Linked DNA regions of Mus musculus: regions 1 and 3 are each linked to region 2. A link is a loop called in an ENCODE intact Hi-C map of the cell type or tissue named here. Cell type or tissue: heart. All regions are shown on one strand. Each heading gives the region's core, and the rest is flanking DNA. Links, peaks and the distances in the headings are about the cores only.

Evidence for each region. Peaks named below come from ENCODE experiments on the same cell type or tissue, not always from the same donor. Only the 100,000 strongest peaks of a DNase experiment are listed, where the experiment ranks them.
Region 1: a loop joins it to region 2, with 4 times the contacts of the local background. A loop is called at or near these places in 5 of 42 quality-filtered maps.
Region 3: it touches region 2 in a loop (6-fold over the local background); 5 of 42 quality-filtered maps call a loop at or near these places.

Annotation. Positions count from the first base shown.
Region 1 is chr14:32,943,858-32,953,782 of GRCm38, reverse strand. No RefSeq gene overlaps it. Among named protein-coding and RNA genes, the nearest start is that of Gm36674, 34 kb to the right of the region's middle. In heart, for the core only: no CTCF peak of the experiment used is centred there; DNase peaks (open chromatin) are centred at 2,682, 3,112 and 6,060; H3K27ac peaks cover 1,327 bases; H3K27me3 peaks cover 153 bases.
Region 2 is chr14:32,891,539-32,901,463 of GRCm38, reverse strand. It overlaps Vstm4 (V-set and transmembrane domain containing 4), which reads right to left. Exons shown (of 8, transcript NM_178791.5): 4 at 8,731-8,838. It also overlaps the pseudogene Gm7734. Among named protein-coding and RNA genes, the nearest start is that of Gm36674, 19 kb to the left of the region's middle. In heart, for the core only: no CTCF peak of the experiment used is centred there; DNase peaks (open chromatin) are centred at 4,343, 6,753 and 7,033; H3K27ac peaks cover 147 bases.
Region 3 is chr14:32,955,520-32,965,444 of GRCm38, reverse strand. Wdfy4 (WD repeat and FYVE domain containing 4) reads left to right here. Exons shown (of 59, transcript NM_001146022.2): 57 at 822-906; 58 at 4,592-4,703; 59 at 5,441-5,898. The coding sequence ends at 5,507. Among named protein-coding and RNA genes, the nearest start is that of Lrrc18, 31 kb to the left of the region's middle. In heart, for the core only: a CTCF peak has its summit at 4,739 (motif pointing right); DNase peaks (open chromatin) are centred at 4,734 and 8,744; H3K27ac peaks cover 2,948 bases.

The sequences.
Region 1 (9,925 bases), core at 1,387-9,386, 52 kb before region 2:
GGGAGAAGGATGAGGGAGGGAGAGGGATGGATGAGGGAGGGAGAGGGATGAATGAGGGAGGGGGAGGGGAGAGGGATGAGGGAAGGGGTGGGGAGAGGGATGAGGAAGGAGGAGGGAGGGAGGGGAGAGGGAAGGAGGAGGAGAGAAGAGAAGGGAGGGAAGAAGGAATGGGGGGGGAAAGCAAGCACATGGAGACAACGACAGCATTTGTAAAACACCCCCCCACCCCCGCTAAAACCCAGAAAACTATGCACCCTGAGGGCCGGCAGGCAAGGCTATGAGGGAACCCACATGCTGTTTAGCCCACAAGACATGAAATGGTGCAAAGGCTTGCTTGATGGAATGTGCTGTCTTCACAGTGTGGAAGTGGCTCTAGAAAACCTGCCAGTGCTGCCCTATGCGGGATATGGTTGTACCTCCCAAAGCTACAGCAAACTGCAAACAGACATCTAAACCGAACACTGCTGTACATTCACACCCTGAGCATTCTGTTGCTTTTCCTGGTCCTGGGGCTTTGGACTGGAGCTGAGGCCCGATGCTGCTGCCCAGTACCACAAGCCTAGGACCAGCGTGAACTCTGAAGTCTGACGTTCAGTTTCCATGGATTGTGTCTCATGTTCACACTGTCACATAGTAGGAAATTCCTCAGCTGGACAGCATCAGCTGGAAAGTATGTCCACAAACACATGATGGAGGAGGATGCCTGAATAGAGGAGCCTGGAAACTAATTTCTAAGGTGTGTGTGTGCGTGTGTGTGTGTGTGTGTGTGTGTGTGTGTGTGAGAGAGAGAGAGACAGACAGAGACAGAGAGACAGAGAGAGATAGAGAGACAGAGACAGAGAGACAGAGAGAGACAGAGAGAGACAGAGACAGAGACAGAGAGACAGAGACAGAGAGAGAGACAGAGAGAGGGACAGAGAGACAGAGGGACAGAGAGACAGAGGGGCAGAGAGACAGAGAGACAGGCAGAGACAGACAGAGACAGACAGAGACAGAGACGGGGCGGGGAGAGATTTCCTTAAACCCTTTCAGTGCCCAAGCCACAGGAGAGGAGGCTGCAAACCCAGTTGGAAGACATTTTCCCACTCAGTAGCTGGAGAAGCCTGAGGACCTAGGAATCTCGCGGTGTAGACGGACCACAATCCTTCTCAGCAACTGTGCACCCAGCCCTCTGAGGTTCAGGATGGTGAGCAGTGGTCTGGGATTTAGAGCAGGGCCCCCTCTTGGCAGCTTTGGGGCCAGGTAGAGCCTGCCGCTGTCTTCTCTGTGGCCACAGTGCTGATCACTGCTTTGAGGTGAGCATTTTAGGGGGCTCAGGTAGCATTTCCAGTTGGCAATAGTACCTCCATCTCCCCCTGTTTTGATGGCTGCCTCTGTCTTCATGCTGTTAGACTGACTCGCAGTCCCAGGCTTCTTGCAAATCCATGCCACATTCATTCAGAACTACTGTTGGATGAAGCATCTGTTTCTTCTAAGTGTCTTCATATATTGATACCACAAGACAGAGGTGCTCCACTCTTGGGGGCTCACAGATAGACTCAAGGAGATCAGGGAACAGGAGGCTCGTGGCTAAGGAGAAGCATGGTGCCTGGTTAGTGTCCCAGGAGATGGGTATCAGGGGACACCAGAAACATTGGGACAGGTCCTTCAAAGCTCTGGATGCCAAAGGGTAAACTGATCCAGGTGCTGTGATGTCACTGAGTCTCCACTCCTTATAGTAAAAGAAGCTCATATGAATGCCACATTCAAGGGGAAAGTACTGGGTTCGGCAAGTCTCTCTGACATCAGACTGCACATCAGAGTCAAGAGCGAGCTGTGAAGCCCAGCCCAGAAATCACTGAACTCCACCCTCATAAGCTTTCAGGGAACCACTTGATCCAGGAGCCTTCACCAGGCTCTGAGATACAGCCTAGCCTGTTCCTCCCGTGCCGAACCTGACCAGGTCACCAGTGTGATCTTTCACCTCTGCCCTTTACATGTGCTGCCTACACAGCGCAATGGAGGAGACACTTTATGTGTGTGTTCTCCTCTCCCTGAGCAGTCCCTACACCCACACAGGGTACGTCTTCTTCTCTACAATCCTTGTGTCAAGCCAAGCCCAGTGCAAGAGGGAGATGCTGGCTGACTGCTGTAAAGAGGGCCACAACTCAGGCACCCATCACGTAGACTAGACTACCATAGGTCAGAGTGAGGCTGCATCCTGAGGGAAGCCTGGGAGCAGCCATGCATGTGTTAGAAGGAGAGCATACCTGGTCGGGGAATGACCAGCTATACATCGTGGGTTAGATACATGCTACTGCAAGCAACAGAAGAGCCCTCTGTGGTCCTGGTGGGATATGGGGTTGGAAGAGAGCTGGCCAGAGAGGAAAAAGAAGACACTGGCAGCCAAGCCAGGTGATGCTAGCCGCATGTGTTGACTGGGAAACTCTCAATGCTAGTAAGTGATGTGGCAGAGCGCCCCCACAGCCTCACCCCAGCTGGTACCAGCATACTCAGCTTTACCTTCTGTCTCAGGGTCCTTAGACACCACCATGGGTCCCTCGGGGCAGGGCACAGTGCAGCTGGCATCAGCAGACTGGGAGGCCCACTCCTAGCCTCCTCCCTGAGATATCTGGAGTCAGCCCTCCCTCCGAGGGCTCCGCCAGCCTCTCTCTCAGGCAACAGCTGCCTTCCCTGGGGGAGACGTCCCAGCGGAGCGAGGCCAAGCCGAGCTAAGAGCTGAACTGGAGGACCGCTGTGAAAAATAACACAGCTGGTCAGCTGCGCCATTTCCTGTACAGCACATAATTAGGTTAGATAAGAAACTAGCTGTGTCTAAGTGCTGTAAATGTCTATATTAAGCTATTTTGAAAGTGCCGAGCACTTTGACATTTGAGAGTTCAGAGTAATTGAGGTATTGAAATAAAATTGCTTCTGTTATTTAAAAGGTCATTATCGTCTTCAGCTAGATATATGAGGACTATTTTCCACTCTAGTGAGCCGTTCTCTCTGGCACAATTAGTGTCGCTTGAGTAGAGGCCTGCCAGGGAGACTCCCACCCAGCAGTCCCTACCAGAGGCACAAGGTAGAGTTCAGATATGTGAAGCGGGAGGAGAGAGAGGAGAAGCCCCTGACACCGCACAGCCCTTGCCAATGGCGGCATAAGTGCATGCTGTGCATCTCCGATTCATCCTCTCAGGCATCCCCCCAAGGATGCCACCATAGTCAGAACACTGTAGATGAAGCATGAGAGTCTGCATCGGTCACCCATGTGACTTGTGGGAGCAGGGAGAGACCAGAGCAGACCACTGGACACGTAGCAATGAGCAGGCTGTGGGAGTCTGTGTCTTTGGGTTATGCCAGTTGTGGGAAGAGTATAATAGCCCATGAAGAACATCCCCTGCTCCCCAGTCCATGAGTGGAAAAAGACAAGAAACGGGCAGGGAACTAGACACAGCACAGTGGCTGGATGTGCTAGAAAACACTAGGGCTGGCTCCTCCACTCTCCTTTACGAAGCTCAAACGGCTCTCTCTGTCTTCTTCTCCTTCATCCCAAGCCTTCACCAGCCCTTGTGTTTTCAGTGTTTGTTCCAGGAAAGCACAGAAGCCATAGTGACCGCTGCACAGAGATGGAGGATTTAAAGTGATGGTCCCTGGGAGGGAGATTGGATGGGCAAGCGTGCTGGCTCCAAGGACAGCCAGAGGCTGGCACATCAGGGTCTGGTGGTCAACCTCCTGAGGCACAAGATCCCTGCCACGCTCATCGGTGTCATTGTAATACTGAGGATCCAAACAAATCCAGATCTCAAGCCACCGGTACAAATGTGGTTGTTTTTACAGGAATACTAGCTGACATAGCTTTTTAAAGGTCTCATCCAAGCATCTTAACTCTCCACAGCTCCAATTATTGAGTTAAATAAATAGATGCTTTAAGCTACAATCTAAAATACCAATGTACTATCTAAGAGAGTAAAAAGAAAACTATCCTTGGTTATTACCAACTTACTATACCACAACTTTTCAGCATCTCTGAGGCACTTAACCTCCAAAGGCTTGCTATTCAACACTAGGGGACCTGCTGCTCCTGGGAGGGAATGATGGCGTCCAAGTCCGTTATGTGTGGCTATAACCTGAAACTGGGGAACTTAACAAGAGTGGGGAGTTAGTAATTTTGTATGATTCTGGAGGTTTAGAAGCCCAAAGTCAAGGAGTTGATATCTAAGGGCAACTTTTGTGGCTCATTGCCCCACAGTAGAAGGCAGAAAGGCAAGAAAACACAGTCACCAGGCAGCTGAATACATACTATCTAATTCTTACATGACACATCAGTTCATTCATAGGTAGATCGCTCTTGACTTAATCACCTTTCATCAGGCCCCATCTTTCAACATTGTTCCATTGAGGACACATTCAAACTGCAGCAAATGGGGGTGGCGCGTCCCCCAAGTTATATTTATTTAGACAGTCACGCTGTAAGAGACCCTGTGCCGAGGGAGACTGCAAAGTTGGTCACATAGGAAGCATGGACACTTTCAAAGCAGAGACTCAAACAGGTAATATACCATGTTCAAGGCAGCGCTGTTCAGGATGCAAATGTCTATGGACGAACGAGTGGACACATACAATGGATTAGCCTTCTAAAGGACATTCAGACCTATGCTATAACACTGATAGCCCTGAATACGGTTTACCAGCTGAAATAAGCTAGACACAAAAGACAACAACCTACTATATAATAAACTATGTAAGCCCACTTAAATGAGTCATTCAAGTAGTCACGTTTATAAAGACAGAAAGAACAATAGTGATTTTCCCAATCTGTGGGGCCGGAAAGCAGGGGGATTACTGTTTTACTTTGGGAAAATAAAACCTTGCTAGCAATGGTGCTGATGATGTTTCTACATCAGTATGAATACCCCTGGTGCCATGGAATTGTACCCATGAAAATTATTAAAATAGAAAAATTTGTATCATATATACACATATATATTCCCCATGGTGAACAAAAGTTTGAGGATAAGGAAAATAAAGAAGTGTGCACCCTAGTATGGTTAGTACTGCAGGGGACCCAGAGCGGCAGGCTGGAAAGCAAAGGAAGAGTATAGAGTCCCATTGGACATTTGTCTTTCTGTGGTCTGTCCATGCTGCAGGCTGAGATCCATGTTTCAGGAAGCCAGTCTGAGAGCTACACAAATAACGGTTATTGAGACGATCGCACAGCCTGGCTCAACATCACACTAGGAGGCAGTGAGGATTCAGCGAGGCCTTGAAGGCAACTTGAGACAACAGAGAAACAGAAGAGAGCTGAACCAGGCTGGCATGAGCAGGGAACCCATTTACTGAAGAGCCAAGGAGGGATGGGGAGTCTGGTACTTCCTTGGAAAGACCACATTTTTAAAAACGTGCTATAGGACTTGGGTTAGAACTTCATGGTAAAGCACATACTTGGCATGTCCTTGGGTTTGATCCATGGCACATTAAACACATGTGTTGAATTTGGGGAGATAGGTACCACACCACCACAGACCCATGGAAACAAAAGCAACCTGTGAACATAAGCTACTCCTGCCTTCTTCCAGAGTACCTATTTCACCTAAGAAAACATACTACGTATTTCTAAATTGTAAACAATTTCACCAGTAATAACTGAGGCCAGAACCCAGGGCCTTGCACACACGGGACAGGAATTCTCTCACTGGGCAGCAGTACCCTACCACCATGGCCAACATATGAAACAGACCCAAGGGGCACACGTTGGCTTGTAAGTTGATTCCAAGATGAGCTATCTTCTTAAGAAGTGTGGACATTTTCCCCCAGGCCTCAGAATCTAACTGTAGTTTCCTAACAGATGGTTCCAGAAGCTGTTGGGGATTTCTGAGTCTATGGGGTTGGTCCTGACTGTCCCCACTGTCCATAGGTCCTGTGCCCCACATCAAAGAATCTACCACCTTCTTCTTGTCTCATATAGGAGGAGTTTCTGCAGCCTGTCAGAGTATATGCACCCAGGATTCCAATCCCAGACACAGGCCTGAGGTTGGCAGAAGGGACTTGCAAACCCACACAGCCTGTTGCCACCCCCAGACAAATGTGTTATTCCAGGCTACTCTCTCATGGAAAATGGCAGTGAGTCAGGCTAAATATAGCAGTGTCTTTCTGCTGAGTTTGGAAGCCCTGGGCAGTGTGGTTTGGGCAGAAGGCTTAGATGATGGCTTTAGAGAGAAACGGAATCTACAGAAAAAAAGATGACCCCCTCCCCCATGCCGCCATCTCTTTCCTCAAGTTTTCATTCCAAAGCACGTTCATATTCCTTTTCAATGTTTTTTGATTGTTTTTGTTTTTGTTTATGTTTTTCGAGACAGGGTTTCTATGTGTAGCCCTGGCTGTCCTGGAACTCACTCTGTAAACCAGGCTGGCCTCGAACTCAGAAATCCACCTGCCTCTGCCTCCCAAGTGCTTTTCAATGGTTATTGAGTTTCTAAGTACTGAGAGGCCATACTCACATACATACATACATACATACATACATACATACATACATACATACATACATACGTACTGTGTATGTCAGCAGGGGCATGTGGTGACAAAAGCAGACAGGGACCTGTCCTCAGGGGGCTTGAACTTCCAGCAGAGAAGAAAGCTGCATTTCATAGCCCTGTCCCAAGGGAGAGTGTTCTGAAGAGGACAATGGGTTACAAAAGCAAAGGAAAGATCAAGATGAGAAGAGGTCAGTAGGGTCTGACCTCTGGGCCAGGCACAGCACTTCGTGTGTTCTCAAGATATGGAATTGGAACAGGGAGTTTGATCTCCCATCTCCAAGGAGGAGAAGCTGACAGGGGAGGTTGGCTGCCCAGTAGCATGTTCACTCCTGTCTGGGCTTGTGGACAGCTTGTCCCTAGGTTGCAACTCTCTTACAAGTCTCCTGTACACCCGTCTCTCACTGAAGCATCCATACACATCCATGTTTTGTATCATCCTGGAGGTGGGCTTGCTTCTCCACAGGGAATCTGAGAGCTTGAATGCCCTCCCAATACAGAGACAGACCCAGTTGAGGACCAAATCTCATCACACTAAAAGTAATGCTCATGCAACTGAGCAAGAAGTGCCAGGATTGCAGCAAACAAAAGTGTGCATGGAGAGATGGCACAGCCATTAGGCTCGACTGGGGTTCTAATCCCAAGTCTGGTGACCACGCCAGACAGAACTGTTTGCACACCACGGTTGGTCAGTCCCTAGAATGTGACAGCTGCAAATCAAGAGCAGGGAAGGAAGGAAAGGGAGAAGACAGAATAAAATAAAAAATAAAAAGGCATTTTGGACTGGAGTTTGATTAAGAAGAGAATTCTGGGAAGGCAAAGGAAGGCAAATGGGATTAAGCTTAGAAGAGATGGGAAGGAGGCCACCTGAGCACCCAGGGAAAGCTGCAAGCTCCCAAGAAGGGCCACCAGAGGATGCTCACAACACCAAGTGACAGATCTGCTGCTCAGAGTCCACAGAGGTGGGAGGAGACATGGGCAAGAAGCTTACTGGGCAAATATATGGTGCTTGTATCCACACCCACGCCCGCTAGGTCAGGAGTCCCCAGTTTGCACAGGAGTAAGCTCCCTGACATCTGTCTACCCAGCCACGTCCTGACAATGGACAGGGAGTTTATGTATGAGGAGCCACCCCCATCTTTATGTGGATATTTGAAATAGCACGTGGACAGTAATAGACTGAATTAGGTCCTAATCTTCTAAAATAAAAACAGTAAGAGTTAAAACTAACCACCTACCAAGCTCTCATTACTGGGAAAGATTATGAGAAGAAATCCGGAATGTGGAGACTTTAAAGGATCTACTTATGGAGGTGATGCACCCCTTTACCTCCTGCCATGGTCCTGTGGCTCTAGCATCCTTCCCACGAAGATTTATTTCACCCTTTGAAAGGCCTCTTTCTCCATCAAAGAACAAGGCAGCATCATGAGCCACACTAAGGCAAACCATAAAGTATTCAGCAGCAATCTTTTCTTACTCACCATTGGGATCTCAGTTAAAACCCTGTGGTCCAGATCATTTCTGGGCTGCCTCTAGTCTTGGATATCACTTCATACTCCACTCCCCTAGAGGGGCTACCAGGGTCTGGCACTTCTGCTCTCTGGAAGCCATTTTTCCCACTGGGTATGTGAGTCCCTACCCCCTGCCTCTGGGATGCTACTTGCCCCTTCGTGAAGTCTCCCTCAGAGAGACACTCTTCCAAAGTATGTGTTCTGAATCTTTTCTTTAGATTTCTTGGACACTTTGATACAAGTCCATAACTGAAAGTATAAAGTATTGATGTTGGCTAAATCTGAGTTTACTGGTGGCTTTTGAGAAAGTCAAGTATGAGGGTTCTGACCCCGTTTCTCACACTCACAAAGCAATGGCAAGGCTATCATCTCCTCACAGCTGCTGTGAAACCCCAAGGACCATAGGTAACACACTGCAAATTTTCTGATTAGGAGCTGGCCAACAGGATAATATCTTGACTGCCAGCTCTACTGCCTTATGGCTAACTAAAGATGGACGAACATGGGAACAGCTTGGGAAGGACTCCTGGAGTTGGACCTTGACCACTGAAAGCTCCCTAGAGTGGGCTTACAGTACATGCTGATCCCAATCCATTGCAGAGCTGACCCCCAACTCAAGTAGATGGGAGGCTGCCCAGTGCCCTCCATCCACTGGATACCCTCACTCTGTCCTCTTGTTAAGACTGAGCACTGCTACATCCTTGGGATGGAGGATAGGCCTCCATAGGAGGGGACTTGAAGAGGCATGGGAAGACACAGAGGTGACCTGAGTTCTGATCCTGAAGACCACAGGCTTGTGATCTCATTCCTTTAAGTAAAATGTCTTATGTGTCAACCAGCAGGACTTCTGTACAACGCTTGTACCAGATGTTAAATAAGGACTCAGTTAAAACCTTCTATTCCGAGGTCACATTCCTAGGGATCCATCCCAACTCACTGCAGAGCTATGGGTGTGGTAGAGCCCAGTCTCATCAAGAGGACATAGTGAGGGTGTCCAGAGGATGGTGGCCACTGGGCATCCTCCCAACACCTTGGGATCAGCTTGGGATGGGGTCAGCTCTGCAGAGGGATGACTCCTTCAAAAGCCCGCACAGGTTGATGCCCAAGTATTGCTACTTAGGATGCAGCATCAACACTGTTAGATAGTGGTACTCTGGAGTAATTAGTCCCCAGGGGGCAAATGACACTTAATGTCCTCTAACTCCTGATTCTTATGTAAACAGGTTTCTCTGCTACAAGCCCAGCCATGATGTGCTGTCCTCATGAGAACCCAAAGCCACGGAGAGCTTAACTTTGCACTGGGAACTCCAGAACCTAAGACAAAACACACCTTTCCGTCTCTGTAAGATAAACCCAAAGTTTGGGTTTTTGTCATTGTGATGGAAAGGGCCCTAAATCCACAAAGCCATTGCCTTCTGCAGTTGGGACAGGCCAGTGTCTTAGAGGAGAAATGAAATCTGCGATGCTCAGTGAGGCCCTCTTGGAGTCCCAGCTCCATCACAAGAGCAGATTTTGTCTTTTCATTGGGTGTTCCTCGTTGACATGTCAGAAGTGCCCAGAGGCCCTATCTGTGGTATCATGGTCAGTCCTCATCAGTGTAGATCATACTGGATCACCAAGGGCTTGAGTTTTTCTTATTCCACTTTCTCCAGTGAAATTGTTCCAGGACTTGCCAAGACTGGAATAATATTGATGCTACATCAAAACAGTTGTAACTGTGACATTGGGCGGCACAAAACCTTGTCCAACTTCTAGATCCTCAGATTCTTACTCCGTATGGTGCCAAAGCCAGAGCTTGTGATTGGCTGCCCACAAGGCACCTGGCACTCCAGGACCCTGGACTCAGCTCCCTATAGAGCCTGCACAGTAACCCTCCTTGTATTGAAGGGCCTTGGCTGC
Region 2 (9,925 bases), core at 1,315-9,314:
GTGCTTCCGGGTCATACCCGCAGAGTGACCTGATTCAGAGCCCTCCGCAAGTACTCTACGCCATTGTCAGAGAAAGTGAGAACTGCTGTCACCTACACATAGACACCGAGTCTCTCAGAACCTATGGCTGTACACTGTGCTGCCGCGGGAGCTGACAGAGCCGGGCCGAGACCCAGCAGGATACCAGGAGCTTCTCTATGTGTGTCGAGGTGCAGTCCAGGTTCATGGAAAGGAACGGGGTAGATGGAGACCAGAAATAAAGAGACACGAGAGAAGCTGGAGACCTTCCCTGAGGGTGGGGGACTGGCTATGAAGAGCCAACAGCCTGGTGGGACATGCCAGTGATATGTTTTGGCAGATGACTGTGAGGTTTGTGCTGAGTGAATCCAGGGCCAACACTCACCCTGAGGAAGAGGGACCACCCAGGCCTACAGGTAACTCTGGACATTGCAAGCTCCTGAGAAATGGGTGCCCCCAGTCTCCAATCACTAGCTAGAGCAGCATGCTCACACATCCAAGTGACCCCAGCTTAACCTGGACTCTGTGGAGGCAGAGCCCACACAGCAATGGCTCAAGAATGTGTGGGAGGCTGCCCAGTGAGACAGGGTCATCCTATTTATGGTACTAGCTCCTGGGGTTAGGAGTGCAGGAGTGACTGATGAGACAGCCCTCCATCATGTCTTCCAGCACCCAGTGTGTAGCATTGGTCCTCAGAGATTAAAAACGCAAGACACATGGTCTTGTTCTGGGTGAATTCTGAAGGTTCTGGAAGTAGGGCCAGTGCTTCTCAACCCTCCTGATGACAGACTCTAGCCCTAGACTCTTCCTGCTGCCCACCCTTATCCTCAGTCTCAGCTAGATCCTTAGTGCTCAAAGCCATCACCCAGACCTCCAAAAGTGTGTTGGGCCTGAAGGCTGTAACTTTCCCAGATGGGCCTATCATTGTTACTGCTACTACGGAGAGTGGGAAGACAGGTTGAAAAAAAACAGGCCCCCATCTCAGGCACTCCACTGTAGTGTTGGAGTCCAGGGTATGGCTGATGTCTCTCTCCTCCCCCTCCCCCTCTCCTCTCCCCTTCCCTCTCCCTCTCCCTCTCCCTCTCCCTTTCTCTCTCTCTCTCTCTCTCTCTCTCTCTCTCTCTCACACACACACACACACACACACACGTTTCCCTTGTACTCATTGTGGTCTCCCAGGACTTTCTGAGCTTCTTGTTAGGCCTGTGGGTGTTTTTACTCCAGTCACAAGAGCTCCTCTCACACTGCAGTAGTCCCAGAGAGGGGTCTCCATAGCTCCAGGACCCTATTTGCAGAGAGCTTTCTCTAACCACTCAAGTGCCCAGGTCATGGAGCTCCACAGCCTGGAAAAGACTGCCTGACTTCGAGGCCTTCAACAGCCCTACCTACATTTCCCAGGAGTCAGGGCAGAAGTGCACCCCCCCCTTTTGCACAACACTATCAGTCACCATGGAGAACCCAAAAGTTCCTGCCTCCAGGAAGCAGACCTGCCCAGACAACCTCTCCAAGCCAGCACAGCCAATAGGATGGCATCACCCACTTCTGTTACACAGGGGAAGCAGAAGTTTGGTACCAGCAACCATTTAATAGCCACATTTCGTCAATGAACAGCACCATATATAATGTTCCCTGTCTGTTGTGTTCTGTCCCATGTGCTGGTCAGCAGTCCCAAGTGGGATTGACACCATCAAAATGGAACTAGTCCAAACAAGGTGTGCAGCCATACCAGGCTTCACAGCTCACTGCTTCTTCTGGGCTCCTATCTCACTTTCTGCTTCTGAGACACCATGAGATGAAGTGTTTTTCCCATGTCATGCTCTCTGCTGTGAGGTTCTGCCTCCCTGAGGGCCAACCAAAGCTATGGGGGCCAAGTGATCAGACACTGAAAGCTCTGAATCTGTGAGCCAAAAGAAACCGGTCCTCCTTTAAGCTAATTTTCTCCAGGATCTCTCCACATTCATGGAAGGCTAGATAACAGGATGCTTGTTCTGACCACACCCAGGACAAAGACTCCCACAGTTCTGAAAAGTAGGAGGGATACGCCTCCCTGCTTTAAAGTCTGGAGGTTTGGGGGGCTCAAATATAATTTCTATGTGGTTTCTGAAAGACGTTCTTCATAGATAAAAAGAACTTGAATCTATGCGCCTAGTCCAGGACTCTTTCAAGGAACCTACTAGAAGATTCACATGACTCACAAAGGCAAGATGGCTTCTTTGTCACCATTCTTGGTGGGCATCTCACGAACCAGCAGGACCCAGCATAGCCAGTGGAGCTTTCTGACCCAGGACAAAGGATGAGGTTGACCTTGGGGATGCCAGGTGTCTCTGACTCCAGGCTACTAAGCCCTTTAACCTCCCCGGGTCATCTTTCTGTTCTCTGTCAGCCCAGCCACCCTTTGTAGTCTTTTAACCCACCCCAGTGTGGCTGTGAGTGGAGCACAGTGCCTTGTTCACTCTTCCTTGCACTTGTGGAGGTAAAGTTCATATGCTCTTTGTTTTTTGGGGGTGGGAGTGGGGGGCCGTAGCGAACTTTATTGATGGTATTCAAGAGAGTACGGAGGGCTCCTAGGCCCCTCCTGTTATTATGGGGGTCTGGGATAGAAATTGTGAGGGATATGTTCAGTGTTGGGTGCCGAGTTGGGACAGGGACTCCTCAGCAACTGAGGGCCTCTCTCTTGCTCTCAGTGTCCTTGCTGAGGTGGGTGGTCCAGGATTTCTTACTCCTTGGAAGCCATGTAGGCCGTGAGGTCCACCACCCTGTTGCTATAGCTGTATTCAATTGTCATACCAGGGAATAAACTTTACAATGTTGTTATTGAGAACAATGCCAGCCCCAGCATCAAAGGTAGAAAAGTGGGAGCTGCTTTTGAAGTCACAGAAGACAATCTGGTCCTCAATGTGTCCCAGGATGCCTTTTAATGGGCCCTCAGATGCTTGCTTCACTACCTTCTTGATGTCATCATACTTGGCAGGTTTCTCCAGGTGGCATGTCAAATCCACAATACAATGGGGAATATATTGGGGGTAGAAACACGGAAGGCCATGCCAGTGAGCTTCCCGTTCAGCTCTGGGATGACCTTGCCCACAGCCTTTGCATCAGTGGATGCAGGGATGATGTTCTGGGCAGGCGGCCATCATGCCACAACTTTTCAGAGGGGCCATCCACAGTCTTCTAAGTGGCAGTAATGGCACAGACCATGGTCATGAGCCCTTCCATGATGCCAAAGTTGTCATGGATGACTTTGGCCAGGGGGCCTAAGCAGTTGGTGGTGCAGGATGAATCGCTGACCATCTTGAGTGAGTTGTCATATTTCTCATGGTTCACACCCATCACAAACATGGGGGTATCGGCAGAAGGGGCAGAGATAATGACCCTTTTGGCCCCACCCTTCAAGTGCGTCCTGACCTTCTCCATGATGGTGAAGACACCAGTAGACTCCACAACATACTCAGCACCAGCATCACCCCCATTTGATGTTAGCGGAGTCTCGCTCCTGGAAGATGGTGATGGGCTTCCCTTTGATGACAAGCTTCCCATTCTTGGCCTTGACTGTGCCATTGAATTTGCCATGGGTGGAGTCATACTAGAACATGGAGACCATGTAGCTGAGGTCAATGAAGGGGTCATTGATGGCAGCAGTCTCCACTTTGCCATGTGCAGAGCAGATAGCATCCAGGGTAGCCAGGTGCCCAATACGGCCAAATCTGTTCACACTGACCTTCATTATCTTTTCTATGGGATGAGGCTGACACTACATGAGAAGATGTGGCTGTCTTTGGGACAGGGAGGAGCAGAGAGCCCCATATGCTCTTTGATTCTTCTTTACAGGGACACAGGCAGTGGAAGGATAGGTTGTAATGAGCCTTGGATTGTCCAGTTTTCTCTGGTCTTAGAAGACAGACTGTAAGTGGGAAGGAATCAGATCTCACAGCGAAGAGAATATGTGGTAAGAAAAAGCCACTCCTCTTCCTCCTCCCTGGTCCCAGGGTACCTTAGAGACTATACTTTTGGAAGCTCAGGCACAGAAGGCTTGGGGATCATTGAGCCACCTCTCTGAGCCAGCAAGACCAGATGGACTCCTGAAAAGCAGTGGCCTTGGAAACCAGTGTCCTGAGAAACCACCAGAGCTCAGGGCTCAGTCCTGGACCAGTATCCTCCAAAGTGACTTGGCTAAAGAGACCCTGGGATAAGGTCCGAGTCACTGTGGACACTAAAATGGAGCAAGACAGCCATTTGTGCTAGGGAGCAGAATGAAGTATGCTTGTGCTGGGCTAGACACATGGGTACAATTAGCTTTGCTCATAGCCCAGCGGAGTGTTCTGGAAACATAGCAGCAATGGCTGGGGCAGAACAGCAGCCAAGAAAGCTGGCCTACTGCCCTTGGCTTTGGAAGAGCCAACACTTGCAGGTCCTTGGGAGTGGGTCAGCTACTCTGAGGCCCTCTGTTTAAATCTTGCTGCAGGAACCAAGAAGCACTGTTGGGTAGGAACAGCCTACAAACCTCAGAGCTCTGTGACCCCTACAGGAGGGGCTGTCCTCCCCATACATGTATGCAAAAGTCCAAGCAACACACTAAGGGGGAAAACCTAAACACCAACAGGCTCTCAAGTAGAACCCCTAGTAAGAATTGGACCTGCTTCAAACCAAACACTAAAAACAGCCCTTTATTTACAGTTTTAGCTGTAGTCATGATGATGTAAATTTGTTATAATTCAATGCATGGGATGTGAGACCATAATAATTAAAAAAAAAGTGCCTTAGAATTACAGAATTATTTGAACACATGTAGTATGGCCCACAAATGTTTAATGGTTCTCAATGAGAACCCCAGCCATTGACAGCAGCTAGCCCATAAGAGAGGCCGATTCCTGTGGTATGCCCTGGCCAGGTGGTTGTTATGGAAACAGACCAGCACTCCAGACCCCCAGAGCAGTCAGTTTTTCCCCAGTTACCTGTGGTAACTGGGTTGTACCCCTTCTTCTTCCCCCAAGCTTCTGGTCCTGCAGTGGGAGAGACAAGGACCCTGGGACCAATCACCATCAATCTGCTTTCCCTTCCTGTACACCAGGAAATGAGGACTCATGGGATTCGTATCCCAGAGAGCACTGGGATAGAAGCAGAGCCACACAAGGATTGTACCCTGCTGGACTTTTCCACTGGTTTCTAAAAACTTGATCTCCTTAAGCTCAGAGCACAGAGCATCAAAACTGGAAATATTCTGCTCAGTGGCTTTAGTATTCAAGGGGAATCCAACGATCGGGGATAATTTGGATTCTTCAGAGGATAACTCTGTGGTGCTGATGAGGATTATACCTGGCAAGCAGAGGACAGGGATGCTAGACAAGTGTTAATAACATGATTCATAAATGATCCCATTCAATGTTCCTGTTCGGTGACCTCTGGAATTCACACTGAGGAGGAAGGAATCCATTCATAAGAACCTAGGACTCGAGCTCACTTAATTTAAACGCAAGGCCTCCAAGTGTGGTTTTGTTCCATTTCGATATACAATGGATGCTACAAGAGCATGCAAACCAAATGTGTGTACTTTTTTCTGTAATTTCCTGAAAACTCCTAAGCTGGGGCTTATGAGCAGCCCTACTCCCAGATTTTAAAGTCTCTCTGAATCCATCCGTACTCATGTCTGTCATATGTATGTCAATTACTGACACGCAGCTGTGACCAAAACAGCTGGAAGGACACTTGAAAAGGAGGATGGAGTTCCTTGCTCCCAGCCTACAGAGGGTTCAGCCCATTGACTTTTGGCCTCCTGTGCTCAGGCAGAATGTCACGGAAGAAGCAGCAACTGCCTGAGACTGCTCTTTGGTTCTTGGTGGACCCAAAGCAGAGAACAAACAAGGACAGGACCACTGACAAGGAAACCCAAAGAACCTGACCTCGGTGCCTGACTTCCTCTGGCTATGTGCCACCACCCGAAGTTCCTAGGACTGCCCAAAGTAGTCTTACTAGTTTGGAACCCAGCCTCAAACAAATGAGCCTGTGGTGGAGACATTGTATGTGCAAATTGTAGAGCCATGTCTTCATACACATTCTATGTAGCCCTTAAGAGTCACCAATAAAGGATTCCTGCCCTCTCTGAAACTCAGACATATCAAAAGATGTACCCTGGAACCACAGAATCCATGCAAATCGGCACGGGACAAACCCTCATCGATAACCTCCATGGAACAATAGAGGAAAGCTCCTTCACAAAGGTCACCCTCAGATGTCTGTGGACTTTCTAGAACACAGCTAGAGCCCTCTCCTCTGTCACTGCCTAGACTAGGGCTATTATCATGCTCTTTGTCTCATGGGAACCATGCAGGCTACATAGGATGTGGAGGAGTAGAAGCATCTGCCTAGTCCATGGCAGGTGCTCAGACAATGGTCTTGACAGCTGGGTAGGGCTTCAGACGGGGAGCACAAGTGATCACCCTTCAGCCCATCCTGGCACGGGAGGGTGATGAGCCAGTTACAAGCCCCAGTCCTTGAGGTCTGTCTGTGAGGTCTGGAGGAAGGTGCCCCTGTGCGTCCTGTCTGCCCTTCTTGGCATTTCTTTGATTCCTGGATCCTGCCTCAAATCCCACAGAGTCTACAGCTTGAGTCTTCCCAGGCCCCGGTAGAGCTGCCCTTAGCACACACCCAACCTAGAGATTGCTAGTGATGGTGCCTTTTAAGCTCTAACAGCTGGAAGCAGAGCAGCTGGAAAGCAAATCTATTTGTTCATCACTTGTGGAGGGAGCATCTGTCATGAGCCAAATTCCAAGGAGGATCTGTCACATGCATGGCCTCTGCCTCACACAGAGTTCTCTGGAAAAGAGGCAAAGGGCCAACACCCATGGGCAACATTTGCCACAAGCTCAGAGAAGCAGCTGAGGACTATGAAATGCTAGGATATCTAGGACAATGCTGGGATATCTTAATGGGGTGGCAGATGCCATGGAGGAAGGCACCCAAGGGCAACGCAGTGAAACACAAGGCCAGAGGGAAGCATTCGGGCTCTAGCGGAGAGAAATCTGGCCTGTAGCCCTGGCTCCATTTCCAGGGCTGCATGTGCAATTCTCTGCTCCCTGTCAACTGCATCCAACCCTTGGAAGCTGCTGATGGCACCTTTGCCGTCCAGAGTTGCTGGAATTGGTTTAACTTCAAGGGGAAGAAGCATCTAGGGACTGCTGTCTGGAGGAGGGAGGCAGTGCACGCAGGATCCTCGAGCCAGCCCTCTGGTTACAGCAGCAGGACATTGGCTGAATTGTTCTTCTGGACCACCTCTCCTACAACAACGACTCTTTATTTTATTACATTTTACATGTGGCGGTCTTGGCTGCATGTATGTTCATATGTCCATGTTCATACCTGGTGCTGGAAGAGGCCCTGAGAGGGTGTCAGTTTCCCTGGGGCTAGAGTTAAGAATGGCTGTGAACCATTGTGTTGGCAGTGAGAACCGAATCCCGGTCCTCTGGAAGAGCAGCCAGTGCTCTTAACCTCTGAGCCCCACAGCAACAGCAGCACTCACAGGTCCCAGAACCTTTCCTCCTCGTCCCTTGAGCAACAGTGTCCCATGGGTACCAGTCTCTGGATGCCCAGCCTCCCTTCCTGGTTTCCTCAGTCCTGCCCACATCTCTGGGGGAGGCTCCCCTTTGTGGATGTTGTTCAGTTTCCCAGTTTAAAGGTCCCTGTGAACACAGAGGCTGGCTCTTCCCCCATCCACACCCTCAGCCTGACAGTGACAGTGACAGTGACAGTGACTCACAGGTCACCATAAATGTGCTCAGGGGGTTGAGTATCTCCTCTTCCCAAGCTCTCAGAGGGGTGCACTCTTGTCTCCCAAGTCTCCATAAAGAAGACAAGGGAAAGGTGGGATCCATGCCTGCTCAGTGACGAGGTGTCATCAAAACTGGGCTTGGTGTGCCTTGGTCATTTCTGAAAGCAACTGTATACTCTCCTCACTACTTTTGGAGATTGGGGGGGGGGAAGGGGGTGGTGTGCATGAGGTATACTCAGAGGAGGATTTAAAGGAAAAGAAGCTCAAGCAAGCCCTGAGGAACCTGGAAGAAGGTTGGCTGAGCCATCTTTGGAGAACCGAACAGAGGCAGACAGACAGCTGGGCAGAAGTGCTAGACTTGGGAAACTGAGCTCTGTAAGAGATATGGGCTGCCGTTAGAGTAAGCGGCATTCACGGGGAGATAGGAGTCATAGACTGCAATGTCTGAGAAAGAAAGCACAAGGAGAGAGAGAGAGAGAGACCTGAGGACAGCCTCCAGGGCATCAGGAACTCCAGCAAGAAAGGGGTAGGCACTAGACAGGAAAAGCACAGAGGGACAGCCCAGGTTCCACCTGCCTTCCCAGAAGGTATGCACAAACCCCTTGGTTCAGAACTTTAGCCCCAAACTCACTCTTGGAGCCCAAATGTGAAGGAAAGCTGCTCGAGCCCCAGGCAGCTCAGGATGAACACCAGAATCATGGCTAAGAAATCCAGAGCCCCAGGAGGGAGAAGTTCGAGAAAAGGGAATTCAGCTGGTGTGACAGCGATCACTTTATTGCAGCAACACCTACAAGAAGCAAGCCTTCTCATTCCCTTTGCTTTCTGGCTCCAAGTAAACAATTGCTGACCCAGGATGCCTTCCCACCAAGGTGATATTTTGCCCCACATCTTCCGCCTGTGTGTGGGCGGGCGGCTTTCCATTCCAGACATGACCTTATCTTTTTTCTTACCTCTTGATTTCCTCTTGTGAAACACAGACTGCCAGGCAATGACCAGGGTGAAGAGCAGAACACTGAGGATCCCCACGCAGCACACAAGGACAGCGTACACATAGAGATCTGAAAGGCAGGTTGTTTTAAAAGTTAGCTCAGAATGAACCACTACAAGAACTTCAAATGCAAAAAAAAAAAAAAAAAAACAAAAAAACAAAAAAAAAAATGCACCAGAGGAAAACCTTTAGGTCGAGTCTAAGGGGCAGAGTGCCTAGACTTGTCATCAGAAGCATCCTCCCTTTGTGTAAGCCTTGAGGGCCAGGGATACAGCTCAGAGGCCGGTCACCCACCCGGCATACACGTTCAGTCATTAGAGAAGGTAAATTTAATTCACTGTAAGCGAAAACTCTGTGAACAGCTGCACGAAGAAGGAGAAAAGTCAAGCTGCAGTTTTGGAGGAAACACTGTAAGTTCTTCCATGCTTTTAGAGTTGCCCAACATTTTTGTTTAAGTTAAACTGAGTAGATTTCTGATCCTGGCTACTTAGAACTTTGAACTAAAAATGAAGTGTAGTTGTTTCTCTGTGTCTCTAGTTTCCACATCCACAAATTGAATCAATCATGGATTAAAACTATTATTTAAAAGATAAAAACCACAACATTGGGGGCTAGAGAAATGGTTCAGTGAGTAAAGTACTCATTGCTCTTCCAGAGGACTCGGGTTTGGCTCTCAGCACCCACATGGTGGATCACAATCGTCAAACTCTACTTCTACAGGAACCAAACCCTCCACTGGCCTTCGAGGGCACTGCACACATATAGAGCATAGATATACATGCAGGGAAACATTTATGTACACAAATATAAATAAATGTAGAGGTTATATGCAAATGCTACAGGAATTCCTGTAAGGTACTAACATATCTGTGAATTTTGATATCTTTGGGTTGGAGATGTCATGGCACATAATACCCATGGATATTGAGGGGAAAGTCTAAGTAGGAAGTGCCATAGGACAAGGGCAAGTTTTTTTTTTTTAAATGGGACAGTCTCTCTAGATAGCGCACGCAGCCTATCTTGAGACTTGTATATTGCAGATGACTTTTACTAACAGTTAAAGAGAGTTGGCAGATGGGTGGGCAGAAAGAAGGGTTTCCCACCAGGATCCTGGAGCTACAGTGGAAGCAGAGGGGAGTTGGAAGAAGAGTTCTAAG
Region 3 (9,925 bases), core at 1,190-9,189, 64 kb before region 2:
ATCTGAGAATGAGGAACAGCTGGTATAGGTGGAGGTCAGTGGGCCAGCATGGATGGCAAGAGATAAGCCTGAGGAGAGATGCCCCAGGAGCCTCTCCTACAGTGTTCTCAGTGAGGGGCACATAACCCCTAGCCTTAGCTGGCCAAGACATTGAAAGGTCACATAGAGAGAGGTTTGGTGGTTATGATCTGAACCAAGATGAGAAAGAGCAGCTGGGGTGATTGAGCCACGTGGACACGACTTCCCTGAGCCTGCTCAAGCATGTGTAGGAATAACTATGGACTCAGCCTTCATTCATTCAGCATAGTGATTGAACTGGAACCTCCCAGCCCCCGGGAGCTAGGTCTAAAAAAAAGTGATTTGTGTGAAGTCCAGGTATTAGGCGGTGGTGACAGGCGCTTGCTTAACTAGCCAAGTCTAGCTGAAACGGTAAGTGCTTTGGCGAGGGCTCCTGTTTCAAACCATAGGATAAGAGTGAAAGTTAGACACCGGAAATTGACCTCTGACCTCCGCATGCTTACTCATGGGTGCATGTGCCTCCAGACATGTGGAATTGATGATATAGGGTTGCAGAAAGGAGGAGGAGATCTATTTAAAAGTGAAGCTATGCAAACCGCAACCCTTACGGGCTGAAGCACCTCCTGGGAAGCTGAAACCTAAACACCCCACATCCCGATGACACCATTCACAAATGAGTGATCAGGGCCTATCCCCATCTGCCAGGGTCCCCCAGGTGCGAGGGAACAGAGACAGGCAACCCTGACCCTGAAGATAGTATAATTCTACCAGGCCATGACACACGTGCTCTCCTTTCTGGGCAGATTTGGAAGACAGAGGACGTGAAGATGCCTGTTCCCAGGCAGGCAGTGATGGAGGAGCCCTCCACGGAGCCCCTAAGCCCCAGAGGTACCTGCTTGGAGATCTTGACTCATGTTGCCCTCCTGTACGCCTCTCCCCCTGCCTCGGCACCAGGGCTGCAGCCCCACATGGTGCATCAGAGTGCAGGGAAGTGCTGCCAAGCTCGAGGACTACACACATTACTTTTGATTTTTGTGATACCATACCTGCTTGGCAGAAACAACTCCGGGACAGAAAGGTTTATTTGAGCTCATGGTTTCAGGCATTCTCACTGGGGGGTAAAGCATGGTGGCATTTGTGGCATTGGAATGTGAAATGGCAGTGTTCCCATGCAGCGGAGGAGAGAGACCAGGACTGGTGCTGGGTGTGACACTGACAGACAACACGTTTCTTCCAAACAGTCCCCACCTCTTTAGTGCTTTCAAAACGGTCCCATGGGCTGGAGTCAGAGCATTCTCCGCATGAGCCTAGGAGAGACATTTCAGATCCAGGCCATGACGGGGTGGGGGGGGGGGCATCAGAGAATAGTTTGTGTCCTGCAAGGACTGGGGGTACTAGGAAGCAGTATGTGAAGCTCTGTTGAGTCCTCTGCTGGACTCTGCAGTCTCTATTGGACCAGTGGACTAGGATATGGTGGGTGTCAGGGGCCCCAGGGCTTAGTGGGTATATATATCCACATGTTCTCCTTTGATGTTCTCTGATGGTCCTGGAAGCCACAACCCAGCACCTGAGTACTGCTGGTTAATTATCTAGACAGCCAACCTGTAAGCAGAAGAAAGGTGCCATACGCCCAGTGAGGAGGAGGCAGACCTATCATGCCTCAGATGCCCCAATAGCCCTCATTATGCCTCATTTCAGTTCAGCCAGAGGCTTAGTATAAATGTTCTTTCCTGCCCTGGGACTCAGACCAACCAACTGAAAAAGCTCAGAGTTCCTGGGCTGGATGTGTCACACACATTCCCAGGTGATATGCACAAAAAACAAGAGAGCACTATTCTATGGCAGAACCCTCTTCTCATGTGACAGGTGAGACTGAAGTGCAAAACCCATCTGCCGTCTCCACCACCAAGGCTATCACAGGGGGACAATGTCCTAAAGCATGAGACACTCTGCCAAAAACCCTTCCATGTGTCCTCTCCTTTCTGACTGCAGTGCTGAACAGGAGATTATAGCAAGGTGCCCAACTTAGAGATAAGGAAACCAAGGCACAGAGAGGCTCAGTAACTTGCCCAAAGTCATCCAAAGATTGCCACCATGTCCACTTCTGCCACTAAAGCAGCGGTGGTGATGCTGACTTCAAACAGGATCACACAGTCGCCCTCACCAGCCCCTCTGCTACAAAGGCAGGCAAAGCCCTCATCATCAAAACGACACCACTGCACCTCTAGCTACTCAGTTATCCCTTCCACCATCCCTGTCTTCACTGCAAACATCCTTCCTGCTCAGCCCCAACTTCAGAAGATTATGGTCCAGCACCAAGCTGTCTCTCTTGTTGACCCATGAAGGAAGAAGTGCTTTACTATATTTGGAGAGTCCCCAAATCTGCCAAGAGTTCCTGTTACTGCCCACAGGAGGGGACTTTTTCCAACCTCAGGGGGATACTTTGGGCATGGTGGTCATTTTCAATTAGTTTACCTCTGTTGCATTTTTTGTGCCTCCCTGATTCATGCAGACATTCATTGTGAGTTCTCCCGAGAAAACAGACAGAACTTGCTGGGGCTCCACTGTGTCCTACATTCAACTGATACCCAAAATCCCTTCCTTTAGCACTTCTAGGAATTTGTCATAATCTGGGTTGAGTCAGAGCATAAACATCAAAAGACCAAGAACTGTGTTCAGCTCAGTGTCCTGGTCCCTCCGGTGCTTGAGGCCATGAGGAGTCATCTCATGATGAGTGTGAGAGAGAGCACATAGCTATGTGTGCTGGAACTGGACACTTCTTTTGAGAGCAGCAATCACATACCCTCAATCCTGTTTCTGTCCCATGGGAGGAGCCAGCTCAGGAATCCTTTTCCCTTGACTATTTGTGAAACAAGTCACAGATGTGACACTGAATGTCATCTTAGTCTCAAGATCACCTGCCCCCTTCATATTCCTAAAGTATGAACTCATCCCAGCTCACAGACTCTCAGCACGGGGACAATGGGCCCCCAGCTTCTGTTTGGCTCAAACAGAAGTAGTCACGTGGTCTGAAGAACTGGAAGGGGACCAGGCTGTAGACCCAACTCCATTCCACAGCTGCTGTGGTCCTGTTTCTTTTCTGCTAGCTAAGAATATTCCCTGTGATTCCAATCTTGTAGAATACAGGGCATCGAGAAACGACGGACAGATAAGAATCCACTCCACAGAATTCATTCCTCGGATTCCAAAAAAAAAATTCTCCTTTGTGAACACAGCGATGTTGACGTTAGGGAAATTACAAGATCGTTTCTAGCTGACAGGAAGTCTCAGGACCCTCATCCTTCCTCTGCTGTCTGTTCTGACCTGAGGTCACTGCTGCCCTGCAGAATCGACAGCAAGTAGGCTTTCCGGATTGGGGTCACCGATAGGATTAAAAGACAAAGTAGTGCACAAATAGTTAAAAAAAAATCTGATAGAATCTCTGTTAAAGTCAACGAATCTTAGAGCAGATTTATGAACGTAACCCACTGGAGGGCTCTAAGGAAGCCTGATGCCCTCGTCACAATGCTCAAAACCGTTTTGTTGGAAAGGGATCAGAATTACATGTGTCATGTGAATATTTGCATATGTGTCCTATTGGTGTGTATGTTATTGCACACCCTCAATGTCTCCAGGGGCAAGGAAGGAGATCTGTAAACATACCGAGGATATGCATTGTGGGCAGCTGTAATCTAATTTCTGCCTGGAACTCATTTATTCATCATCTGTGGGAAGAACTAGCCCACCGGAGCACGGTTGCTTGGGAAAACGGCCCCTAGTCTCCGACTTAGGAAGGGAGTGGTGTTAGGACTTGTGCTAGGATTTCCAAGTGTCTGTCTCCATCCATGGACAGCACTCTTGACTCAGATCCTATGTGTTCCCTGTTGCACTGGGTCTTCCCCACCCAGAGGAGGCCATTTCAGCAAGGCTGGGGCGGGGATACAACAGCAGTCAGGTCCCGAGATGATGAAGTGCTCTCACTGGGCCATGCCCACTTGCTGTCTCTCCATCTCACCCTTCACATCGAAGGAATGACTGTCTGTCTCTAAATGCAGTCATTAGAATGAGTGAGGTAACAATCATTGAGTTATATTTTTTTTTTGAGAAAATTCTCTCAGCATTTAATTATTGGTTGGGTGTGAGAGGATTTAGCTAAGTTGATAATGCAGACTTTATGTAATTTATTTTTACTAGGCAATTACAGGCAGCATTACACCCTGGCAGCAAGGTATTGTGGGGCATCTTATTAAGCATAAAGCCAGTAAACACTGATGAACAATTTTGCTGAACTAGGCATGCAATTTAGAAAGCAATAATACACAAATCCAATTTGGTACACAATGGATACCACGGCACGTCAGCACATGTAACTATCACAGCCTGCAAATTAAATTGGGACGGCCCTTTTTTGCAACAGCACAGGCCAAGATTAAATATATTTTCCCCCTCAATTTAACAAGTTGCTGACCACAAATATAAATGTTTGTATCTGTGTGGTCCTACGTATTGGGTGCACAGGCTTTGTGCATGCAGCCGCCAATGCTCTAACTTTCCTCTCTCACACTTTCCACAGGTCACAAGTGGGCCAAGAATCTTGCCCTGAGCCGAGAGCTGGATGTCAGTGTTGCTCTGAGTGGCAAGCCCAGCAAGGCAAGTCCTGCTGTGACAGCTCTGGCCATCACTAGGTAAGAGCAGCCCATGAGCCGAGGAACTTTCTCCAGGACTCCAGCAGAGGGCGCTACAGCCAACCTAGCCAAGTCCCAACATTTCCAGCTGGGTTCTCAATGATCAGACCCAGGGAGATCACATCACTACAGGGACCCAGGCAGGCCCATCTTGTTGCTAATCCCCATGTGCTCTTCTTGATCCCTATGTCACGAGTATGCATAGATTCACAAAGAGACGCAAATGGTAGAGAACTATAATTTGTAGGTTTGTCTTAAAGAGGTCCTTTTGTCCTGAATCCCACTAGTGATGCTAACATGCTCAGGATGACCGTGGTACATGGGGGGGGGGGGCAGGGGGAATGCCTTATGAAGTCTCTTAGCCAATGCAGAGTAGTCTCAAAGTTGACCCTGGGCTATTATTTTAGCTGTCATGGTGATCCAGCTAATTCTTCCAAGGGGTTGCAGTCCCAAGAGCAACTGACTTTCCACTCTTTCTTCACTCCCTGGCCTGCAGTAGCCTTCTGCAGTGCCTGGTGTAGGAAGTGCACAGTGTTCTGGATGCCAGGCTGGCCTACATGGGGTGGTGTGGGGGCGGGGCAGCAGGAGAAGCATGGGCCTATGCTCTTCCCTGGAGCTCATGCTGATTGCTCTGCCTGGGCTGGGGATGCATCCTGTGATTTCCCGAGTGCTGGCTGGGGTGTGTGGCTCTGATGCAGTGGCCTCCAGCACTCTTACCTTTTCTTGATCTTCCCAAGGAACCAGAGCAAGCTCTTGGTTGGCGATGAGAAGGGGCGAATCTTCTGCTGGTCTGCTGATGGGTAGGAGACAAGGAGCTGGAGGGACCGACCTGAAAGCCTGGAGCCCTGGGGTCGGCAGCAACAGGCTACAGGCACAAGATGATGTGTAGCCTGGGCTGCTTAACCAGAGCAAGTTTTGGGGGGGCTCCACTCCACACAGTTCTCAAGGAGTCCCTGATGGTTTGCACCGTGTACCCTAAACATGTCTGTAGTCTATGGGACTTCTGTAAGAAGGATCTTGGTAGACACTGATGCTGGAAACTGACGCTGCATGGGAAATTTCTACGTGGCTCACTTCACCAAGGCTTATTGCACTGGGAAAAGAAGAGGGGGTGGGTATTGGTTCATGGAAACCACCCCACTGTCTTTATTTTATTAAAACTCCATTTTCCTAATGGAAGGCTGCTTGAGCGTTACCTTGTCTGGTTTCATCTGAATTCTTACACGTCAGCAAGGCTCCTGGGAGTGAGAGGAGTTGCCGGGCAGACTGTTGCTCACCACAGGCCATACATGTGACTGCCACCTGGCAGGAGTGTCAGGTAGAACAATACACCAGGCCTGGGCATCCCTCCCTCAACTTTACCTCAACAAAAGCAGGTAGCGGTTTCCAGTCAGGCCCTGTCTTGGTCATCTTGTCCGTCTTTTCACTGTGCCCCTCATGCTGATTTGAGCCGTTGCTCATCTTGGAGAAATAGGGATTGAGTAAATCCCTCAGCCTTCCTCAGTCCTTTTCCTGACATTTCCCCCATAGGGCCCAAGTAGGGGTATGGCACCTCATGTTTCTCTAAGCCCGGAGAGGCTCTGGTGGCTGTCTGTCCTCCGGGCTTAGGGGTGGTAGGAAAATGAACTTGGTGTCTGATGGCTCTGAGTCATCCCACCATTAAGGAGTAGTAAGTCGACCTAAAGATAAATATTAAGGAAGGAGCAGCAGTGTGTGGACACGGAAACAGCAAAAGAGCACGGCCGGCCATCCTGATGTATCTGTAAACTTCTAGGGTTCAGCATAGAGGAAGCTGGGGGAGGGGCCTATTCCTTGGTCCAGGACAGCCTCCCCGGATGGGAAGGGCTCTCGTCTGACCCTGGGATCAAGGATCATGCCACTTCCCACATCATCTGCATGCACTATTAGCAGACAGTCCATTTGCAATCCCTTGTCCGGCTGGGTCTGCACGGAGGGCTATAAATATAACAGCAGAGAATACTGCTCCTTAGGAAGGCCAAGAGGCATGCCATAAATATCAGGGCTGGGCCTGCAGGCATTTTTCAAAACACAATCTTTAGCATTTATACAGAGTCGAAAGGTATGCTGGCCAAAAGTCTGCCTTCAGTCCACTCATTCTGTAAGAGTTTTAGCTTCTATTCACCCCCTATCAAATAGTTCTGGGATTTGCCAGCCTAGCCTCAACCTGCTCCTGCTGGGTCTGAACTACAAGAGGAGACAAGCTTGGGTCTTCATGCTAGAGTCTTAGGGCTAAGGTGTCGATGCAAACAAGGGAGACTCGAGGTGATAAGAAACGATATCCCATACTATAGAGTAGGCACAGGCGACCTTCTAGCTGCAGTTAGCTCAGGGGTGTAAAAGTACCCCATGCTGGGTAGTTTAAGTGACAGAAATGATTTCATAATTCTGGGGGCTAGAAGTCAAAAGCCAGGGTGCAGACAGGTTCATTTCCTTCTGGGCCTCTCTGACTTGTAGAAGGCACTTTCTCCTGTATCCTGCATCCTTGTGTGGCCTTCCCTCTGCCTGTCTGGACCCTACTATCTTCTTAGAATGACACCAGTTCTAATGGATACTAATCCATCAGTATCCCTTGCGAAGGCTCTGGGCGTGTCAGGCTGCAGGAAAGAAGAGCCAATGGACCAAAGTGGAAGCTATTGCCTTTATCCAGGGGCTGGAGGCTGATGAAGGGCAGTGTGAGTGAGAGCAAGGATCAGAGATGGCCCTCCTTAGGGAGCAGCTCCCCAAGAGTCAGCTAGGCAAGGATTGTGTGGCAGAGCTCAGAGCTGATGGTCCCAGGAGTGACAAGCTGGAGTCCAAACAAACACCCTCCATGTGTGGAGGAAGTTAGAGGAGAACTGTGTGGGGGTGTCATGTGTGCAGGATAGAATGTGGCCAGGGAAAGATGGATACCATGGAATTGATGGAGGTACTGTGAGGATGGGGAGGAGCTGCAGGAAGATAGGGTACTGTGGAGGAGAATGGGACAAGATGGGAGAACTGGCCACTGCTGTGGATCTGGGAAGATTTGGTGGCACCTGGCAATGGGGTCTTGGATGCATGTTACCTGCAGGAGGAAAACTGCTTCATACTGATCCAGAGGAGGACACAGATGTCCCTGAACCCTGGAAGATGAGTCTGGGTTGCAGACTCCTGAGGCATCGGCAGTAGATCATCCTGGGGTGAGGTGGGGGACTAGAGAAGACAGAGCAGAGCTGGGGTGAGGTCGAGAGGCCCTGATCCAGTAGAGGCTAAGGCCAGGCATTTGTGGCAGCTTTAGCAGGAGGTTCTTGCTGACCTAAGTGACCTCAGTCATTCAGTCACATGGTACTAGGCACCCTGGTCTGATGGAGGGGAGACAGGGCAGATGCCTGGGGAGGATGAGAGAGAGAGAGCTGATTTGGTATCACAGCCACAACTGAAGTCTGTCAAAGCAGGAGCATCAGCTACTGGGGACAAGGAGAGACAATTATCCAGATCCCTGCTGCCTTGCCGAGGTCTGAGCAGGGTCCATGAAAAGCCTGTAGGCACAGATGGTACCTGAGACAGAGCTGGAAATACTCCATTAAGTGAGTAGGTGACGGGTCTGGGACCATTCACTACTAGCGTCTCTACTTCCTGCCAACCGCAGCTTGTTTCTGCATCTGTAAAACAGGACCCCGGTGTCTGTCTTTGGACTTGTCACGAGATTGAAATAGTGTTCAGTGTATAATAAAATGATAGAATATAGAGTAAGGCACATTCTGTGATATATGACTTATCATAAATACAATGAAATGCTTGGGGAAGGAGCCAGCTCAGGCTGACATCCATGGCACGCTGCAAGCTTTCACTTTATAATGTGTCCATCCGTTCACTCACTAGTGTGTCTTGTTGAGCCAGCCCCTGTGCTGGAGCTCTGTGACAAGGCTGGGAAGAGGGGCAGGAGGCAGGGAGCAACAGGGGTGAGGATAGCACGTAGACTTGCTCCCCACACTACATCTGAGGCCACTGCAGAAGTGCGCACTGGATTGTGCCGCTTCTGAAGCACGCTGGGATGGGAGCCAGGCTCTCAGCAGTCCTGGCACTGTACACGGGAGGCCTCCTCTTCAAACATGAGGAAACATGACAGAATGGAATGAAGAGGCTGTCACCTCTGCCACGCAGCTGGCCAACTAGCTTGTGGTTCCAAAGCCTCTGAGGTCAGGGACCTCATACTTCACCCGCTGTAATCTGCTCAGCTCTGGCCCAGCAGCCATGCGGCCCCTACCACACTGGTTACAAGGGTCCCACTCACCTCACTTTGAGCCTCTACTCCACAGGGACATGCCAGCTCTGGTCACCTTCCAGGGGCATGCGCTAGTCCAGCGATTTGTTTCAGAATGCACGCCCTGATCCTCACTCAGCCTGCTGCATCCTATGAGGGATGAGGCAAGGCAGTCTGTGCAGCTGGACTCATCCTAACTAGAGGACTGAGGAGAACAGGGCTTGCTCTGAAAGCACAGGGTTGGCATAATGATGGGCACATGAGTTCTGGCAGCTGTCTCCCAAAGGCTCAGGACAGACCCTTCTGTAAATCTGGACAGGACTGGCTTTACCTGAGACACACACACACCCACCAAATATTCCTTGTACCTGAGAGATTCAATTTTAACCAGGTGTCTTGTGTTTGTATTTACCAAATGGTGACTATCAGGACTATATAGATGACAAATGAATTGTTTATATAGAGAAGACTGGCATTTAACAATGGAGTCTCAGAGAGGGCTCATGAGTCTTGGGACCACCAAGGGACTTCTAGGTTCTTTCTGGCAATCTTTCACAGGCCATGGCCTCCTGATCTACCTTGGCCCCTATCTTTCATTCCTTCATGTTCCAGGAGAGAAGCTCGGTCCATGGAAGTGACAGAAACTGCCTGACCCAAACCAGCAGCAGGAGCCATCATGGAGAACCGAGTCTCAGGGACTGTGGAGAACTCAGAGATTGGATTTGCCCATATTAAAATGCAGCAAGGCAGGGCACATTTGGGGAGGAATAGACTCTTCAGATGGAAATCTAGATGAAATTTGTTTAACATAAAAATCAAATCTTGCTGAGCCCAAATCAGCTTTCTATCAGTGAGTTCTTGGGCACATATCACATGTCAGACGGAGGTAGGGGTGTGTTCGTGCGTGGGGGCGTGTCAACTGCAGGCATGTGTGTGTGTGTGTGTGTGTGTGTGTGTGTGTGTGTGTTTGTGTGTGCGT